Regions from separate parts of the Homo sapiens genome. Here region 2 is linked to region 1. A link is a loop called in an ENCODE intact Hi-C map of the cell type or tissue named here. Cell type or tissue: CD4-positive, alpha-beta T cell. All regions are shown on one strand. Links, peaks and the distances in the headings refer to the core of each region. The heading gives the core; the rest is flanking DNA.

Evidence for each region. Peaks named below come from ENCODE experiments on the same cell type or tissue, not always from the same donor. Only the 100,000 strongest peaks of a DNase experiment are listed, where the experiment ranks them.
Region 2: a loop joins it to region 1, with 3 times the contacts of the local background. A loop is called at or near these places in 8 of 110 quality-filtered maps.

The regions. Positions count from the first base shown.
Region 1 is chr14:38,143,033-38,153,651 of GRCh38, reverse strand. No RefSeq gene overlaps it. Among named protein-coding and RNA genes, the nearest start is that of SSTR1, 60 kb to the left of the region's middle. In CD4-positive, alpha-beta T cell, for the core only: no CTCF peak of the experiment used is centred there; no DNase peak of the experiment used is centred there.
Region 2 is chr14:37,979,693-37,990,311 of GRCh38, reverse strand. No RefSeq gene overlaps it. Among named protein-coding and RNA genes, the nearest start is that of LINC00517, 83 kb to the right of the region's middle. In CD4-positive, alpha-beta T cell, for the core only: CTCF peaks have their summits at 4,084 and 4,285 (motif pointing left); a DNase peak (open chromatin) is centred at 4,251.

The sequences.
Region 1 (10,619 bases), core at 5,127-7,626:
ACAAAAAAGAATTGTATTTCTAAATGCCAGAATCAAATAGAAAATAAAAATTGAACATAGCATAAAAATATCAAACACATAGAAATAAAAGAAGTGCAATATGTCTATGCAAAAATATACAAAAAATTATTGAGAATGATTAAAAGAGGTACAAACAGAGTAAGGTACTAAGTCCATAGATTAGAAAATGCAGCATCATAGAAATGCCAATTCCATTAAGTATGTGTGTTTTTAAGTGTGTATGCGTACTACTTGAAAACCTGACTCTAAAATTTATATGGATGAGTAAAAGTTTAAAAAAGCTAAGATGCTCTTGAAACAGAACAAGGTAGAAGTCTTGTTCTCCCACATATCAAGTCTCATTATAATACTATGATATTTAAGGTAATATGATTTTGGCAATGGGGTGGATAAATAGACAGAAGGATATTAAAACAGAGCCCCGAAGTAGACTAAAACATAATTGATGTATGAATGAAATGACGTTGCAAGTAAATGATGGATTTTACTATAAATTATTCTGAGACAATTGGTTAGCCAAGTAGAGAAGAGATGGGAGGAAAGCAAAGTGGATTCCTATCTCCTTCCCACTGCCCGATGCACATACATAAAAATCAGTTCAGTGTAGATTTAAAACTTTAAATAAAAGGCAAAAGTACAACACTTTTGGAAAAAAATATGAGAAAATTTTTGAAGAGTTTTTAATAATCCACAAAATACCCCAAAATTGATAAATCCAGCTACATTAAAGTAGAACTTTTGTTCATCAAAAGACACTGTAAAGAAAGTGAAAATATAAAAACACAGTGGGAAGAAGAAATTTTCAATTAATATAAATGACAGAACACAAGCGTTCAGACCATAAAAAGAACTCCTTCGTTCTACTCACTTTTCCAAATAATGAGAATAAAAAAGGCAACTCAATTAAAAAAATGGTAGAAATATGGCAATTGCTTCAAAAAACAAGAAATAAATTCAAATGATCAACAAACATTAAAAAGCGTCAACCTAATTATTAATGAAGGAAATATAAATTAAAAACAAATAGAGACTCCACTTTATAATAATAAGATCAGCAAAATCAAAAGGTCTGACTAAATGAAATGTTTGCAGAAGATGTGGAATCTTTCCTCTTGTTGCTGAACTTTGTAGAACCACTTTGGGAAATAATTTTTTCTCCCTTAATAAAGTCGAAAATGCAAATACTCCATGACACAGAAATTCTACTTCTAGTATCTACCTGATGGAAAATAAGTGCACAAAGATACAGATTGAAGGGTATTCATGGAAAGACTTTATGGAACAGCCTCAAACCATTGACAGTTTAATAGATAAACAAATTGACACAATGAAACTGCAGTGAAAATAAATGAACTGTAGCTTCATGCACAGCACAAACAAATCTCCAAAACAAAGGAGCAAGCCATAGAGGAAAATATTCAGTAAGCTTTCAATTTATACAGTGTTCACAAACAGGCAAAACTAATATGTGATAAAATGATAAAACTATAAGGAGCCCAAGAGGATGTTTATTACAAATGGCAGTGTAGTGGGGGACAAGGAGAGAATGAGATTTGGAAGGGCATACATGCACCCCTTGTGAAGGGCTCCGTTTCTTATTCTTGGATGGAGAGCACACAGGTGATCTCTTTAGTAAATTATATACCATGCATAGTTAATATGCCTCCGTAAATAGAAAAGATACATTTTTTTTTCTAATTTAGAGTTTCTCATTTCCTGGAGGTTTTGAAAAATAAGTAAGCAAGCCATTTAATTAATAAAAGGCAATTAAATGGCTTGGACTTTGGGGGAGGAGGGTCAAGGCTTGGTTATGAGCTTACATGTATGACTTTGATGGTCTCTTTAGTCCCGGAAATTATTTGCAAGTAACTCATTTGTATTAATGCTTAGGTTTGTTCCATAGAGACATATTTTCTTAGTTGCTTAACTAAGTCAATTAGTGTTTTTAAATAGCCAGGGAAGTCATAGGATGCAAAATTTGAAAGAGTATTTAAGAGGTATGACTAGAACCCAGTTTTTCCGACATTTTACCATTGTTTTTTAACATACGACAAACATATTTTCTGGGAATGATTTCCAGCTTGATTAGAGGATGTGTGTGCATGAGTATATGTATGTATAAATATACTTTTATAATGTATATATTCATGAGTTATTTGAGGGCTGTAAATTTCTCACCTTTGTGTCCATAGAATCTAGCAAAGTATCTAATACTAAGAAATAAACATGACTTTTGAATGATTCCAATTAACATATGTATGTTTTTCACTCACGCAATTATATGTGAGTGTAAGTATATGTGTATGTAGGTACATACACACACATTTGTATAGACACACAAATACATATAGGAAAATCTCTGTGTATACATATTTTTATTTACATACATACACACACACACACACACACACATAACAATGAAAACATACAAATATAATAGTAACATTCTTTTGAGAACTTACTACATGGCACAGATTTTGTTAAGTGTTTTACTTGCATTGATTTCCCTAGGCAAAGGACACTAAAGGGCAGGTACTGTTATTGTCTCATTCTATATAAGTGAGGAAATTGAGATGGAGCCAACACGTAAACCCAGTCAGTTCACTCCAGAGCAATGTTCTTGATCGCCACAATGTACTAAAATGATTTAATATAACAATGAATGCCGAAGTATAATGTAATTCAAATAAATTCAATTTGCTAAACATGTATTACATGCCACTATTGGTCAAGTACTGGTTTTGGTTCTAGGACTACAAAAATAAACAGAGAAAAGTCTTTTCCTGAGATTGGCTGCCATATATTATTTTAGAGACTTAAGCCCTGCTCCTCTCCCAAACCCCATTACTGTACATCTTGGTTAGAGTACCTCACCACTCCATTTTAGGGATAAGCATTTGGTAAAGTTCTATCCAACCCCAATATCCACTCTCCTAGAACTAGTAACTGGTACAGAAGTGAGCATGTACAACAGTGGGACCAAAGTTGTTCTTTGGAGTTGATATATGGATGCTAGCAGAAAGAAGTTGAAAGTTCCCTCTCCCTTGGACCATTAAAAACAGAGGGGCAGGCGTTGAGGAGTTTGGAGACTTGTAAATTAAAGACTATCAGCAGTCAGTTTCCCCAGAAAATTCTCATTTTTAACCAAAAAGGGTAAAGGATAAGGTCAGCACACAAGGGGAAGCAGCACTAAGAGCTGGAGAGAGGGAGAAAGAAGCCCACAATGTAGTTTAGCCTTGGGATTCGGCCAAGTTTAAGGACCCTGACGTTCTAGGTAAGCGAGTTAATAAATTGTATTTTCTGCTGGAACTTGAAATCATCTTGTTTCTATTACAAAAATAAACCTGAAGAGGGCATCTGCCACTTTGTTCAAGCAGCCAAGTCAGAAGAGCAAATTAGAATGTATTCTGGTTATATATAACTAATTTATTAAAGCAAGTATTTATTCTGTCATCAAAACTGCACAAGATAAGTATCAATCATGTTCTAGCAAAATTCAGATAATTCACCTTTCCTCTGTTGCCCTTATATAGAACAAGACTGTGATTTACAGAGTAGTGAAGGAAACAATGTTCCCACTATTTCCATAAGAGAAAAGGGAATGTTGGGGTAGAGTTGGAAAGTAGGAGCTGGGGTTAGTGGTGAGCATGTGGAATAGAAATTGTCTACATTTAGGAAAATGGTAACTAGGCAAAGTTCAAGCAATTTGGCACAATACATTGCACTGATTTTTTTCCAAAACCCAGTAACTCTAAATAGAACACCAAAACTAAAACATAAGAAATTCAATCAGGCAGTTGGCATGTGAAATATTTTCAGAAGAAATAGTTTAACTCAGACTTTAGTCCCCTAGAGAAGAAAATGTTCAAAAAACTGAATAGAATCCCATTTCCAAAGGTTTAGGGGTGTCATGTGGGCCTTTGGCTTTCAGCTCCTACTTCATACTTTATGTACACTATACTTCCTCATAAATAATAGTGAGGACAACAATCCAATATATCTTAGGAAACAAAGCTCATCTTACTTATGATTGCAAAACTGTCCTCAGCAAAATATATATAGAACAACGATTTTTTTCACCCTTATGACTTGTTGATTGGGAGGTATATAACAACTATAAGTACCTACCTTTTTCCAGTTGGACTTCTTTTTAAAGTCACTTGAGCAAAAAAAGACCTCTGGAAAGATTAAGATCTGAGTAGCAAAGCAGATATTCAGAGACTAGAACCAAAACAATGACCTGTTTACCAGACCTGGAGCACAAAATCAGAGCCAAGATTAACAAAGGTGAGTTGATGCAAGGACCCAGTGAATTAGTTTCCTATTGCTTCTGTAACAAATCACAGATCTAGTAGCTTAAAACAACACAAATGTATTATCTTACAGTTCTGGGGGTCAGAAGTTCTAAAATTAAGGTGTTGGCAGGGCTGCATTCTTCCTGTAGTAAATAGAGGATTTCCATTCCCTTGCATTTTCCAGCTTCTATCAGGACCCATGTGATTCCATTGGGTCCACTTGGATAATCCAGAATAACCTTCCAAACTCATGATCCTTAATCACAATGTCAAAGTTCCTTTTGCCATGTAAGGTAACATATTCATGGGTTTTGGAGATTAAGACTTAGACACCATGTGAGCGGGGGTACAGTTTTCTGTCTATCACACCCAGGTTTATGGCTGCATTCCTAAAACCTGTCCAACTAAAGCCAGGAATTCTTTGTGGATGAAAAGAGTCAAACTCTGTAAAATATTTGAAGAGATTTATTCTGAGCCAAATATGAGTGACCAATGAATGAATGGCTTGTAACACAGCCGCAGGAGATCCTGAGAACATGTGCCTAAGGTGATCAGGTTGCAACTTGGTTTTATACATTTTAGGGAGACATAAGACATCAATCAATACATGGAAGATGTACGTTGGTTCAGTCTGGAAAGGTGAGACAACTGGAAGCAAGGGACTTCCAGGTCATAGGTGGACTCAGACATTTTCTGGTTAGCAATTGGCTGAAAGAGGTATTATCTGAAGACCTGGTATCCATAGAAAGAAATGTCTGGGTTAAGCTAAGGGATTGTGGAGACCAAGGGTTTATCTGAAGATGAAGCCTCCAGGCAGCAGGCTTCAGAGGCTTATCAGACCTAAAAAGGTGCCAGACTCTTAGTTAATTCTTTCCTGGATCACGGAAAAGTCCTGGAAAGGAAAAGGGACTCTCCACAGAATGTGCATTTTCCCCACAAGAGACCATTTTGCAGAGCCATTTCAAAATATGTCAAATAAATATATTTTGGGTAAAATACTTTGATTTCATTCAGGGCCTGCTATCTGTCATGTGATGCTATACTGGAGTCAGGCTGAAATTTGGTGGATTATTGCTACAAAAAGTCTGTTTGGTTAGTCTTAAGATTTCTGTGTTAATGTTAATGTTGGTCAGTTGTGCCTGAATTCCAAAGAGAAGAGAGTATAATGAGGCATGTCCAACCCCTGCCTTCCCATCATGGCCTGAACTAGATTTTCAGGTTTACTTTGGAATGCCCTTGGTTGAGATGGGGGTCCATCAGTCAGTTGGGGGCTTCGAATTTTATTTTTGGTTTACATGTCTTAGGGATGAATGTGGGCCTGAGCTGGCATGGAGAAGTCAAACCACCTGCGTTAGGGACAAAAAAGAAGTAGGGGTTGGAGATCAAACAAAACTAAACAAGTTTAGCTCCAAATGATAAACTGCTTTTAGCCTCCTGCCACCCCCAAATGGGTGATTGTATAGAGTTCTGCCATATTAACTTTTTAAATAAAATCATATGAAGTCATTTTTACTCTCTGGCCAATATATACCAACATTCAGTTTATGGTGTACTAGGACTTTGGACTTTGGAAACATCTAGACTTGATTTTGAGTCCTGCTTCTTATATTTAGAACTTTGCCACCTTGAGAGGTACATACACTCTCTCAATTTCTATTCCTTCATTTGTAAAATGGCAATAATCATTTCTGCCCAATAGGATTGTTTTGAGGATTAAATGTAATAATTTTATGAAACTGTTTACTTAGCACACCGCCCAGCATGTAACAGGCTTATCATTTCAGCCTTTCTTCCTTTGAAGTAAATTTGCCTTCTGGTTGTTTTGGCAAGAGGTTGCATTTTAGAAACCATCTAAATTATGGTTGTTAGACAAGCAGCTCCATTTTTCTTTTTTCCTGTAAAGGTCTTTCTTTCCTTCAAAGTGAGAAAACTTGTAAATTTCTATTTATTTGAACTTTTCTTTCACTTCTGCAAAGAATTCTTGACTCCAAAATTATTGGTGCAGCTCATGAGATAAACATAACTAGTTTGAGCACAGTGTATTTGAATACAATATTATGCTTTTTTTTTTTTTTTTTTTACAAAAATCAATTTCTAGCATTCAAATTGGTGGAATGACAGAACTGGATGACTATAATGACATTGGTTCACTTTTATAACAAGTTTCCAGTTTTTCAAAGAATCCCTTGGGAAACATATTGACTACTTTCCTGTAGCCCACTAGTTCGACTGGCATAAATGCCTCTCACGTCCTCAGTGATCAGGGAAATCTCTTGTTTCCAAAAGCCTTTTGTGTTATGTCCTTGCTTGAACAAACTGAAGCTTCTTCGTGTGGAAAACACATTGTAATGTTCACAGTAAAGCTCTCAGAAACTTCCTTAAGATTTTAATCTTAAAGAAAAGCATATTGGTTTTAGCAACTTGACAACTGATGCTTTAAAAATAAAATTATTTTTAAATTTATTGACTGTCTTAGTCAATAATGGATAGCTGACTAAAGTCCATTTTAGGTTCAGAGTTCACAGCCATCAATAAATATTGTTGCAGAATTATAAAGCCTCTTACGGGGATCTATTGCTATTTATTGTAATATAAATAAGAACTATCAAGTTTAGGGCACTGATGCTCATTCTATTAGATTTTGAATGCCATGTTATCCAAGTGTCTGCATTCTGCCCCCAACGACTCTTCAAGCAAAGTACCAACGTAATTCTCTACAAAATGATCAGTGTTTGATGTCTGAATGAACTGTTGCTTTTCTGAAATGAGTGCATCTCTGCATTGCTTACCGAAATGATAAGAACATTACTATATATTGAAAACTACTCCTTTGATTTGAGAAAATCAGCTATGCAATTTCTTTTGCTAGATCATTTTCCCGGATCTTTAAAATTATCAAATGTAGTTCAGTTGAGAGGCAAGTAATAATCCTTTGTGGAAACCCAACATAATAGAAGATTACACAGCATCTAAAAAATTTCCAAATGTGTTCTTTGTTGAGACAGATGGTGAAACTATTCAATGTAAGTGGCAATGCTTCCGTTTGTAATATTTAAGCATCTGAACAGTGATTGATGGAGCTTCTTTAGTAATACAATCATTTCATCAAAAGTCTCATTTTTCACAATCAAAAATACCTTCTCCATATTGTTTCACTGCAAAATAATAAAATGAAAGTTTCACAGAATGTGAATCCTAAGAAGAGTAATTTAGAACATCAAAATTTTCAGTGAGCCCCAAAGCAACCATTTGAGGTCTGCTCAAGTTTTGTTGTGGAGGTTGGATTCAATTGTTTGCCAAGACTATTTGAAAATGAATTTATACTGCCAGCTGCTATCCAGCTTTTATTGCCAAATAACGCACATTACATTATTATAACTAAAAAGTGATATAAATAACTTCTCCCTTTCTCCTATAGCCTACCCAATAGGGAGCTACCTAAGAGGAATGAGTTAAAACAAGAAGTTAAAGGAATAAAGGAGCACAAGATGATGACTGTGTGAAATTCAGCATGCTGAATAAAATAATATGCAGTTCAGAGAACTTGTCTATATTTTTCGTGGACATCCCAAAGTCACTTCACATTTAACCTTTGCAAAACCGAACTTCTAACATTCCCCCAAGTGTGCTTCCTCCTATCTTCCCAGTCTCAATTTTGCCATCTACCCAGTCACCAAAGTCAGAAACCTGGCAGCTCTCTCAGTTCTTTTTTTTTTTTTTTTTTTTGGCATCACTCTTAACATTAAATCAAGTATGAAGTCTTGTTGAGTATATCTGTTAAATGCCTCTGCAATTCAACCACGTCTCTATCCCTGCTACCACGAACCTGATCCAGGTCACCATTTCTCCCTGGATCACTGCCATAGCCTCCCTATTGGTCTTTCAGCATCCAATCTGCTCTTGAAATACTTTCATCTCCATGCAGCCTGTGTTATGTTACCATATCTAGTCATGTCACCGCTTGCTTAAAACTCTTTAATGAATCTCATTGCCATTAACATGGCTCACATGACTCACAAACCTCTTTGCAAGTTTACTCCTGTTACCTGTGCAGCTCCATCTCTTACTGTTTGACCACTCCTGGTTCATGTTCCAACCATGAGGAACTTCTTTCAGCTCTCTAAACATATCCTGCTCTCTCATCTCTAATAAAAACCATATCGTGTGTATTATTCCTTCATGAGACCCCCTCATGTAGTTAACTTCTGCCAATCCTTAGGTCTCAGTTTTTTCCTCTAGAAAGCCTTCCAGGTAACTTCTCCTTCTCCAGGTCCTTATAGCACTCTATATATTTTTTCACTATCCGTCATGCTCCCTTAAAATTGTTTGCTTTTTTTTCTGCCTCTATCACCAGACTATTAAGCCTCGTGAAGGCAGGGATTTACATTTCCTTGTTTACTCTTGTATCCTAGTGCAGTGCAGGTCTATGATGTAGACCTAAGTATTAGTTAACTGACTGAGTAGCCAACTGAGGAACCAACCTAGCCCATGGAAGTAGTTTACAGGACGGGTGAAGGCACATTCCTGAAAAGTCAGGAGGCAGTGAAAGGGCCCTGAGATACATGCAAGACAGAATAGGATACTGAAAGGAATGGTGGTGGGTTTTCAAAGAGTAGAGCACAACTACTACAAAACTTAAGTCAGAAGCTCCATGGATATAGATAAGTAAAAATAAGGAAGAGAATCTTCAAGTTGATTAGAATTAGAAAAAATTAGGAAATATCTGAGCTTAGTAAGCAACCAATCTGCATAGTTGACCCAGTTCTTTTACTGAGGGTAGAACTTAAGTGTGGTTTTATACTGACACCCATCAGATACATAAATTTTGGCTCTGGGTGAGCTCTTCTTCTATCTTAGAAAGAGCTTTGTAACTTTTTTATATATGTTCATGAATTATACAAGAAAAACCTGAGGATGGGCCTGAGAATGCTGTAGGTCATTTTGGCACACTGGCTTTGCATCCCCAAGGAGGAAAAATGTCAGCCTGTGAACTGTTTTCACAAATATGCAGGAAAACACATCATTGTGGGACCTGGCATGGCCACAACTTGGCATATATACAGTCAGGAATGAAACAAATGATACAGTGCCTGGAGATACTATTTCTTGTGTGTTGGAGATCTTAAAGAGCTGAAAGCTCCTACAGACACATTTTTGTGTTCTCTTATCCAACATCAAATATAACTCCAAGGTTTGAAGAGCAGAAGATAGTAGTTTATTCATCCTCTCAGGAACTCCCCAGGGGAGGAAATTAACAGGGAGGCAGATTTCAGTGTAACATATGGAGATTTTTACCACCCTCAGAGCTGTCTAAAGTGAGAGTAAACTAACAGCTTTACAAATACTGAAATTCGTTTCACTTTCAGCAGGAAAAGGAGAAACTAGATCCTAGTCTTCAGCAGTGATTTGGGATGGAGGGGAAGTGATGACCTCTAAGTTCTATTCTGATTATAAAATTGTATGATGTAATTTTTTCTTGGTGACTCAGAGGAACGTGATGTGTGTGAATTATTGTGGTTCCCAGAGATGCAATGAGGTCCTTACGGTTTGTGAGGTGAATTCAGCTGTATTTTCCTATCTTACGTTGCTCCAGACAGCAGTGCTTTCGCTGTTAATTTGTATTCTTTTCCCTCCATTCTATCCATGTCCCCGCCCAGGCTGGTCAGCTAATACACTACATATTATCCACCCTCATCTCAACAGAATCCTTGGGAACAGGAAGCAAATTTACTTTTGGTACACAAAACAGTGCTTTGACCTAAGAATTCCATCAGTGTGACTCTCAATGAAAATTTGGGGAATAAATTATGAGTGACTTTTGGGACAGAATGCTACTCTTTATTTATCAGAGCTTAGAAAAAATCTCTGCCCCGTGCATTCACCCACATAGCCATATAGACTCCTTTGCGCATCTCTGAGAATAACACTTAGTGCTAGATTCTTCCTGTAGTTTGAAATGTCGACTGTCTCTTTCCTGTCTTCCAAATGCTTACTCATCTGTTTAGCTCCCATTAAAATATCTGCTCTGGAATGCTTTCCTCGGGCATAATTAACTATTCCTGTGTGTTCTTACAATTGAAAACATACTTCTATTATTCAAATTTAATATTTTATCATAACTATTTGTTCCCATTTGTTTCCTCATTTAACTCAGAGCTTCTTATGGACAGAGTAGCCCACCTTCATGAGCCCACCTCCATTATATGCAATGCCCAGCATATAATGGGTGCTCAGTAGACATTGGGTGGCTGGGTAACTGAGTGAGGTAAATTGTGTGTCTCCCTCTGATGAAGAAAAGCACAT
Region 2 (10,619 bases), core at 3,286-5,785, 160 kb after region 1:
ATTCATGAGAGATATTGGTCTGTAGTTTTCATTTCTTACAATTTCTTTGGCTTTGATATTGCAGTTGTAATGACCTCATAGAATGTATTAATTAGTATTGCCTCCTCCTCTATTTTCTAAAAATGTTTGTGAGGATTGGCATTATTTTGTATGAAATATTTGATAAAATTAAACAGTGAAGCCTCCAGGCCTGGGGTTTTCTTTGTGGAAGGATTTTTAATTAATAATTCAATTTCTTTACTTGTTATTCAGATTTTCTGTTTCTTCTTGAGTTAATATTTTTCCATTTCCTCTACAAAAGACATTAAGTGCTCATAGCTTAAAGGCTTTTCTCTGATAATACACATGTACATTACTCCTCCTGTAAGTTAGCATGTATGACCATCTGGAGTCAGTTGTGTTACTGATTTTTATTTGTAATTATTTAATTTGATAAAATATTATATACACTTCTTGAATAGGATAATAAAAAGAAAAACATTGCTTATAGGAAAACTAAGTTTGAAATGCCTTGGAAAGACATGATAAAAGCAAACCACTTAAAAAAATTGAAAAACTGTTGTAAAACATGCGGATGGGAAATTGCAACGATCTGGAGTGATCTTGAACTCAGATTGCCTCACAAGTGTTTTTAAGTCCTTATTCCAAAAGAATATCACAAAGAATGCACCATTGTTATGGTTTATGCAAGAAGGACAAACTCTTTTAGTATATCCTTATTCAAAGAAAAGCCCATGCTTTTTGGCAAATACTTGTACATTGATATATTTTAAATTAAAATAAAACAGATGTATGTCCTTAACTTCACTTGATAATTTACCAAAAGACTTAAGAGATATTCAGAATGAGATGGGTTATCACATAAATATCTGCAAGTGTTGTTGTGTTGATATATAGGAAAAATCTGAAAAGAATAACAGTATCAAACAGTCAATAAATTCGTTGGTTTAATCAAATAATGAAGCAACTTAGGTGAAGTTTGTCGATATAAATCAGCTTTGAGAATGAGGGAATGTGTAACTTACATCCCAGGGACTCACTTGGAGGAATAGATTTGAGGTCCTCACGAGCATAGTCAATATAAAAAGAATTCTACCTCTATTCAAAAAAACACCTGGGTTCCTACAGCTGCAGACTTCACAGTACTCCCAAATCTTTGACAAATATGAACCTCATTTGGCTGAGAAGATAACCCCAAGTTTACCTGGGAAAGAAATTCTAAATTCTTGAGGTGATAAAACTATCTGTTGGGAATAAGTGACTTTAAACTGAGGAAATTTATAATTAAGATTAGAGGTATTGAAGTTAATTATACTCGTAATAATTGTGTATAGTTCATTTTTTTATTGAGAAAATTTGATGCATAGTTTCCATCTTGCACATTTTAGTTTTAAAAATGTATCAGTCTGATTTTTAATATAAACATATAAAAATTTTTAAGTTCATAAATACTACTGTAGTATTGTGAGAACTCAAAATTTACTATATTTATACTTTATTCCATTAGACAATGAGAGTTATTTAAATACTTGAAGAATTTTGTCAAAATCATTTTTTTCTTCTTCAAGATGGGGTCTTCCCAGGCTGGAGTGCAGTGGCGCGATCACGACTCACTGCAACCTTGACTTCCCAGGCTCAAGCAATCCTCCTAACCACAGCCTCCTGAGTAGCTGAGACCACAGTCATGCACCACCATGCCTGGCTAATTTTTTTTTTTTTTTTTTTTTGGAGAGATGGAGGCCTTCCTATGTTGCCCAGGCTGATCTTAAACTCCTGGGTTCAAGCAATCCTCCTGCCTTGGCCTCCCAGACTGCTAGGATTACAGGCATGCACCACTGTGCCCAGCCTCAAAATTCTTAAAAGGAATTTATTAATGATATTTTTAAATGCTTAGGATAATTGTAATGTATAAGTTAGGTCTAAGAAGTTATAAAGCTTTTCTTAGAAGTAATTGTTGACATTTCCTACATTTATATGTAAAGTCAGAATATTTTAAGCTAAATGGAAACTTTTAAGAAAAAAACTATTATGGATAGTTATTACTTTAATGAGTCAAAGATTAATTTTAAAATCCAGTATAACTCTAAATAATATTTATTTTGTGTGAAAGTTGTCCTCAAGGACATCAAAAGAATCTAATTAAATATATTTGTCATTTATCATGATTCTTCCACACCCATGGACTTCTTAGATTAACCTACCAATTCTGATTATAGTAAGTAGGTTTCATACACCATCTAATTATCATGAGCCATTGAGTCAGCCAAGAAGCCAAAGTGGGGAGCTGTTTGATTCATATGTCTTCATCTGTATGGGTGTATGAAGGCATGATGTATAGAAATTATAAAGGGTTATAGAGTCAGATGGTCTGGGTTTGAAATTGGCTGTACCACACACTGCATGTTAGACTTCTGGCAAATTACTTAACCTCTCTGTAAATATTCAGTTTCATCACCTGTAAAACCTCTACCTACCTCGTAAGGTAATTGTGAGGTTTATATAATGCAACAGATTTTAAGTATTTAGAACAGCACCTGACACAAAATTGAGTGTTCAATAAATGTTGGCTGTTGCTATTATTTATCGTTATTAATTTTTAAAAATGGCTTATAAGCATCAATTTCACTCAGATGTTCTCAAGAGGATTTAAGTCATTATTTGCCAAATTTTACCATGAAGTCTTCTATTTGGGAGACTCCTACATATATACACCTTTCTGTATTTCAATTGCCATGACTTTCCAGTAGCCTCAAGGATGACTTTGCCTGAAGAAAAATATCAGTTAAAGAAAAGCATTTGGCATTAATCTCTGGCTTCAGGCTGAAACCCTAAGGCTCCATAAATCCTCTTATTTCAACCACTTGGAACACTAACAGTTAACAGACTTGAAGTCTTGCTGTTTTTTGACATTTCTTTCAAAACAAAAAACAACTTTAATGATTTTGCTGAAATTGTAGGTGATTCTATCTCTTTAATTATTTGAGGCTTGAATATGAGGACTAATCTGGAGAATGGGAAGTACAGTCATCCCTAATATCCATGGGGGATTGGTTCCACGACCTCCCTCAGATACCAAAATCTGTAGACGTTCAAGTCCCTGATATAAAATGGCATAGTATTTCAATATAACCTACGTACATTCTCTCATATACTTTAAATCATCTCTAGATTATTTATAATACCTAGTACAATGTAAATGTTATGTAAATAGTTATACTGTATTGTTTAGGAAATAATAACAAGAAAAAAATCCATACATGTTCAGTATGATGCATATTTTTCTCAAATATTTTCAGCCCGTGGTTAGGTAAACACACAAATGCAGAACACATGGATATGAAGGGCTGACTGTATTTATTTATTTATTTATTTATTTATTTATTTATTTATTTATTTTGAGATGGAGTCGCTCTGTCGCCCAAGCTGGAGTGCAGTAGCGCGATCTCAGCTCACTGCAACCTCCACCTCCCGGGTTCAAGTGATTCTCCTGCCTCAGAGGCCTCCCAAGTAGCTGGGACTACAGGTGCCTGCCACCATGCCTGGCTAATATTTTATATTTTTAGTAGAGACAGGGTTTCACCGTATTAGCCAGGATGGAGGGCTGACTGTATTTCTAATTGCTTCTTTCGATCAGCATAGAAGCAATTACTTTTATAGCACTTACATGCCAGGCAGTGTCCTTCGTGCATTAATTTTTTATATATTCTTCAGAGCTGTCGATTTAGAGGTACTAATATTAGGCTACTAAGGCTTCATTCACTTGTTAGAACATTTTCCCCTCAGCAAGTATGTCAAGCAAAGTACTTCAAAGAATATAGAGTCAATAAAATTCCACAAAGCAAATCTGTGTAGTAGGATGATGAGAGAAAGAGTACATGAAGCAGTCAGCCTGGTGATCATTTGTAGCTAGTTAAGAGACCACAGCTGAAAAACAGACCTTTCTTTTATCACCAAATTGCATGATGTCTAAGTGGTCACTGTAACTCAGATCCAATCTGACATAATGACATTAGGCTGAACTCACACATGCTCTATCAGTTCAGAGGAACTGTTTCTCATCTATTCTTCCCTCTGCCCTCTGGGGAAAAGGCATACAGGAAATATTGTGTTGGCAACTAAAAAAAATGCTCTGTTTTTCTAAAGATTGAAGGTATTAATTTAGCCAATGCATGGTTAGCATCTAGCTGGTCATGTGTATTATTGAGAATGTGAGTGACTTCAAAAGCGAAAAAAGGATAAACTGTCACAAGTTCAGTGCCCCCTGGTGGAGCATGATGGGAAGCACCTTTTCCTTCTGTCCCTAAAAAGTGCCTAAGACCATGCAAGGTGTATTTTAAATGTTCATTTCTCCACTGGCTTCATCTTGCCTTTCCTATTTTCTACTTTCCTTTGGCAAAATTTTTTAAACTTTTTTTTTGAGACAGGGTCTCACTCTGTCTCCCAGGCTTGAATGCAGAGGCGTGATCACAGTTGACTGAATCCTCAACCTCCTGGGCTCAAGTGAGCCTCCCACTTCAGCCTCCCAAGTAGATGGGACTACAGGCATGCACCACCACACCTGGCTAATTTTTTTTAATTTTTATTTTTGTAGAGATGAGGTCTCACTCCGTTGCCCAGTCTAGTCTCAAACTCCTGGGCTCAAAAGATTCTCCTGCTTCGGCCTCCCAAAGTGCTGGGATTACAGGCATGAGCCACCATGCCCGGCCTACCTTTTCATGTTTACAGTTATTTTATCTTTTTGAATTTTTGTAAACAAACTTAATTCTTTCTGGACTAGCAAAATATTACTAATAAACAAGGCTAATAGCCTGTGGGGTGCCAGCTCTGCCACCTAGATTGTGTATGGCTAGCATCCATTCTCTTGGTTCTGAATTAGTCAGTGCCTGGGTCATACCAGTAGTTAAATGTTATTCATATTTTCCCTTAATATGAATATACATATGTATGTATGCTTGCACATCAAGCCAACCTGTGCTTTTAAAATTCTTTGTTCCTTAAAATTCTCAAAGACTAAAGAATGCAAAAGAAATCATCCCAAAATTGAAAATATATATCCTAGATATATTCAAACAAATATATCATACATAGTACCCACTTTTAATGGCCTGTAACTAACAGCTGTGATTTTAGGTCCTCAACAAAGGAATGAAGACTATTAAGGGCAGTGTCACTTCCAAAACCTCTACAGTCACACAAAGTCAGAGTTGCTCGAAAGACGAAGACTGCATCTCTGAGAATGACTGTGCCTCATGACAACCTCAGGCCCAGGCACACTCAGAATTTGTAGATGGAATTTTCCCACATCTTTAAAAAGAATTCAAGGCCAGGAGCAGTGTCTCACACCTGTAATCCCAGCACTTTGGGAGGCCGAGGCAGGTGGATCACCTGAGGTCAGGAGTTCAAGCCCAGCCTGGCCAACATGGTGAAACCCCATCTCTGTTAAAAATACAAAAATTACCCAGGCGTGGTGGCATGTGCCTGTAATGCCAACTACTCAGGAGGCTGAGCCAGGAGAATTGCTTGAACCTGGGAGGCAGAGATTGCAGTGAGCTGAGATCTCACCACGGCAATCTAGCCTGGGCAACAGAGCGAGACTCTGTCTCAATAACTAACTAACTAAATAAATAAATAAATAAATTCAGCTTTATTGAAGTACAACTGACAAATAGAAATTGTGTATATTCAAGGTGGACAACATGATGTTTTGATATACATATAACTTATGAAATGATTTCGACAATCAAACTAATTAACATACCATCACCTCACATGGTTACCTTTATTTTTTGTGGTGAGAATACTTAAGATCTACTCTCTAGATCTACTCTCTTAGTATGTTTCAGGTATGCAATACAATATTATTAAATATGGTCACTCTACTGTATATTTATTGATCTTAGTTGATCTATATTTATTGGTCTATAATTTATTGATCTTGCAACTAGAAGTTTATACCATTTGACCCATATCTCCCTATTTCCCCACCCCTCAACCCTGAGTAACCACCATTCTACTCTGTTTCCATGAGTTGGCTTTTTTTAGATTCCAAATATCAGTGAGATTATGCAGTATTTGTCTTTCTGTGCCTGGCTTCTTCCACTTAGTATAACATCCTTCAGGTTTATCCATGTTGTCACAAATAGCAGAATTTCTTTATTTTTTTAGGCTGAACATCATTCCAGGGTTTATGATGTGTATAGTCGTGTGTGTGTGTGTGTGTGTGTGTGTGTGTGTGTGTGTGTGTTGCATTTTCTTTATCCACTCATCATCCATATCTTGGTTACTATAAATAATGCTTCAGTGAACATGAAAGTGCAGATAGATAGAAAGTTCTTTGACATACTGATTTCATTTCCTTTGATAGATACTCAGAAGTGGGATTGCTGAATCATATGTTAGTTCTATTTCTAATTTTTTAAGGAGATTTCATAGTGTTTTCCTTAGTGAATGTAACAATTAATATTCCCAGCAACAATGTATTCTTTTTCTCTACACCCTCACTAGCACTTTTTTGGCTTTTGGATAATAGCCATCCTAGCAGGTATAGGTAGTTCATTGTGGTTTTGATTTGTATTTTCCTGATGGTTAGTGATGTGAAGCACCTTTTCATATACTGTTGGTTATTTGTATGTCTTCACTGGGAAAATGTTCATTTAGGTCCTTTGCCCATTTTTAAAATCCAGTTATTTGTTTTTTTACTATTGAACTCACTAGTATGAACTCCTTATATGTTTTGAATTTAAATCCTCATCAGATATATGGTTTCAAACATTTTCCCATTCTGTGAGTTGCTTTTTCACTTTGTTGATTGTTTCCTTTGATCTTCTTGCTTGATTATACTTAAAGAGTTGTAACACTGTACAGTCAGGGTTGATTTGCAGAAGACAGAAACCACTTTCAGAAGAACATTCTTTAAAACCATATTTGAATGCTTACAATATCACTGGTAGAGTTAGAGGAGTAGGTCTAGGTTGGGTTTAGAATGATTCTCATAAAACCACTTCAGAACTGACCTTCAAGGGGAATTGTTTCCCTTGATACAATCAAGAAGCAGGGCAATTAGGAAGCTGCCACTGGAAATTTGACTTTAGGAACCAACTTAGCTACACTCTAAGCCCTACTTCTCAATGGCTATAAAACTAGTAATTAGTCGTAAGAATTCTACCTAAGAAAACTTAGTGCTTCCTAAGCACTTTATTTTCCAAAAGTATAGAAAAAATATTGAAATGTGGCCTCTAATTTCATGCAAGTGCATTTGATTGGTCTAATCTAATCATAGCTGGAACCTTAAATCAAGAGAGTCAAGGAAATGAAAATTTTAGCATTCTAATATATTTTACCAGGCAGGAATGCATATTAGAAGAGCATTTTTCAACTCCTACATTGCAAATTACTTGAATTTCATAAAATCAATTTATTTAATGAGCCATGAAATCAATTGATTTTTAAGGAAATAGAATAGAATGGATCATTGTATCCTACATAGCAAAGGAGGATTGTTTTGTAAAGCTTTTTATTTCAGGTGTGCGTGTGTCTGTGTGTAACTAGATTATGAAATGAAATGATCATATAGGCCACATGGACTAAGGCCAAAATATTTTGCTATCCACTGCGCTGCACTAGATGGAGGTTAGAATGGATTTTGAACACCAATCCACCAATATTCATCATAAACCCCGTGAAGATGAATTTATATTCAAACTAACTATATCCATTTTCTATGACTGCTGGAATGTTGGAGCAACACAACTTTGCTATCTTACAGTTCTGTAATTAAGAAGTCCAAAATGGGTCTCACTAGGCTGAACTGCAAATGTTGTTAAGGCTGCACTTCTTCAAGTGCCTCTAGGGGGAATCCATTTTTTTCCCTTTCCATGTTTTAAGGCTGCCCTTGTTCATTGGCTCATAGTCCTCTTCTTCCATCTTCAAAGCCAGCAACTTCGGGCCAGGTCTTTCTCGGATTGCCATATCTCTGTTCTTTTCTACCTCTGATCTTCCCCTTTTAAGAATCCTTGTAATTACCTGGGGTCTACGTGGATAATCCTAGATAATCTCCCTATTTTAAAGTCAGCTGATTAGCAACCTTAACTCTATGTCATGTAGCCTAAAATATTCACAGGTCCCAGGAATTAGGACACAAATATCTTTTGGAGTAAGAGACATTATTCCATGTACCAACTAACCAAACCAAATTAAGGCACAGGGAAACATTCAATATGTACTATAAACTAGGGAGGAAAGGGGATACTGATCCTCCAGTCCAGATCACTCTTGTTATTGCTGCTTCCAGAGCAAAGTTAGATAAGAAAAAGGCATTATTTCCTACAAGAAAATGCATAAAAATATATATAATTTCATTTGTCTGCTTTTTTAAAAAATTTAGGTTCAGGGGTACATGTGAAGGTTTGCTACATAGGTAAACTTGTGTCATGGCGGTTTGTTGTACAGATTATTTTAGCACCCAGATATTAAGCCAAGTACCCAATAGTTATCTTTTCTTCCCCTCTTCCTCTTCCCACCCTACACCCTCGAGTAGACCTACTGGGGGAACCCGCCCCCAGTATTTCAACGTAGGTTCTATTTTCCATAAGTGTCAGCCAGCTGAGAAATAAAGAGAGACAGTATAAAGAGAGGAATTTAAAAGCTGGGCCGCCAGGGATGACATCACATATCAGTAGGACCATGATGCCCACCTGAGTCTCAGACCAGCAGGTTTTTATTAAAGGTTTCAAAAGGGGAGGGGGTGTAAGAACAGAGTAGTAGGTACAAAGATCACATGCTTCAATGAGCAAAAAGAAGAACCACTGATAAGGGTTCAAGAAAGACGACAGGGCACAGGGCAGAAGCAGAACCACTGATAAGGGTCTTTGTTCAGTGGTGCATGTATTGTCTTGGTAAACATCTTAAACAACAGAAAACAGGGTTCGAGAACAGAGAACCAGTCTGACCACAAATTTACCAGGGCTGAGTTTTCCCAATCCTAGTAAGCCTGAGGGTTCTGCAAGAGACCAGGGCTTATCTCAGTCCTTATCTCAACTGCACAAGACAGACATTCCCAGAGTGGCCGTTTATAGACCTCCCCCCAGGAACGCATTCTTTTCTCAGGGTATTAATCTTAATATTCCTTGCTAGGAAAAGAATTTAGCGATATGTTTCCTACTTGCATGTCTGTTTATAGGCTCTCTGCAAGAAGAAAAATATGGCTCTTTTTGCCCAACCTTGTAGGCAGTCAGACCTTATGGCTGTCTTCCCTTATTCCATAAAAATCGCTATTATTCTGTTCTTTTTCAAGGTGCACTGATTTCATATTGTTCAAACACACATGTTTTACAATCAATTTGTACAGTTAATACAATTATCAACAGTGGTCCTGAGGTGAAGTATATCCTCAGTTTACGAAGATAACAGGAGTAAGAGATTAAAGACAGGCATAAGAAATTATAGAAGTATTATTTGAGAACTGATAAATGTCCATTTTAAGATGAAATCTTCACAGTTTATGTTCCTCTGCCACAGCTCCAGCTGCTCCCTCCATTTGGGGTCCCTGACTTCCTGTAACATAGACCCCAGTGTCTGTTGTTCTCTTCTTTGCATGCATAAGTTCTCATCATTTAGCTCCCACTTCTAAGTAAGAACATGCAATATTTGGTTTTCTGTTCCTGCATTAGCTTGCTAAGGATAAGAGCATCCAGCTCCATCTATGCTCCTGCAAAAGACATGCCTTGTTCTTTTTTATGGCTGCATAGTATTCCATTGTGTGTATGTACTGCATTTGCTTTATCCACTCTGTCATTGATGGATAAGACAGAATGAGAGAAAAATATTTGCAAACTATGCATCTGACAAAAGTTTAATATCCACTGTCTATAAGGAACTTAAACAAATTTACAAGAGAAAAATAACCTCATTAAAAAGTGGGCAGAGGATATGAACAGATATTTTTCAAAAGAAAACATTCATGCAGCTAACAAGCATATGAAAAAAAGCTCCATATCACTGATCATTAGAGAAATGCAAATCAAAACCACAATAAGATACCATCTCACGCCAGTCAGAATGACTATTATTAAAAAGTCAAAAAATAATAGATACTGGGGAGGTTGTGGAGAAAAGGAAACACATACACTGTTGGTGGGAGTGTAAATTAGTTCAACCATTGTGGAAAGCAGTGTGGCAATTCCTCAAAGAGCTAAAAGCAGAACTACCATTCAGCCCAGCAATCCTATTATTGGGTATATACCCAGAGGAATATAAATTACTCTACCATAAAGACACATGCACATGAATGTTCATTGTAGTCTCCTCATTTTCAGGAGCTTTCTGTTTGTTCCCTACTATGAACAACACTGAAAATAGCTAGTTATCTTTTGTATCTCTTCCTCTTCCTCTCCCCTAACATCAAATTTTAAGTAACATTTTACTTTATTACCAATAAGCCCACCAGAGAGTTTATATTATATTTTATAAATGTGCCCCATTCCTCTCCTGCCATTTTTCAGAGTCATTTTTATCTACAGTGTCAGAACACAGTTGTCATGTACTATACTGTTTCCCTTACATCTGTCATTTAGCCTCAGTTTTACAAGTAAATGTATATTCAGTGCTCATAGATAAATAGT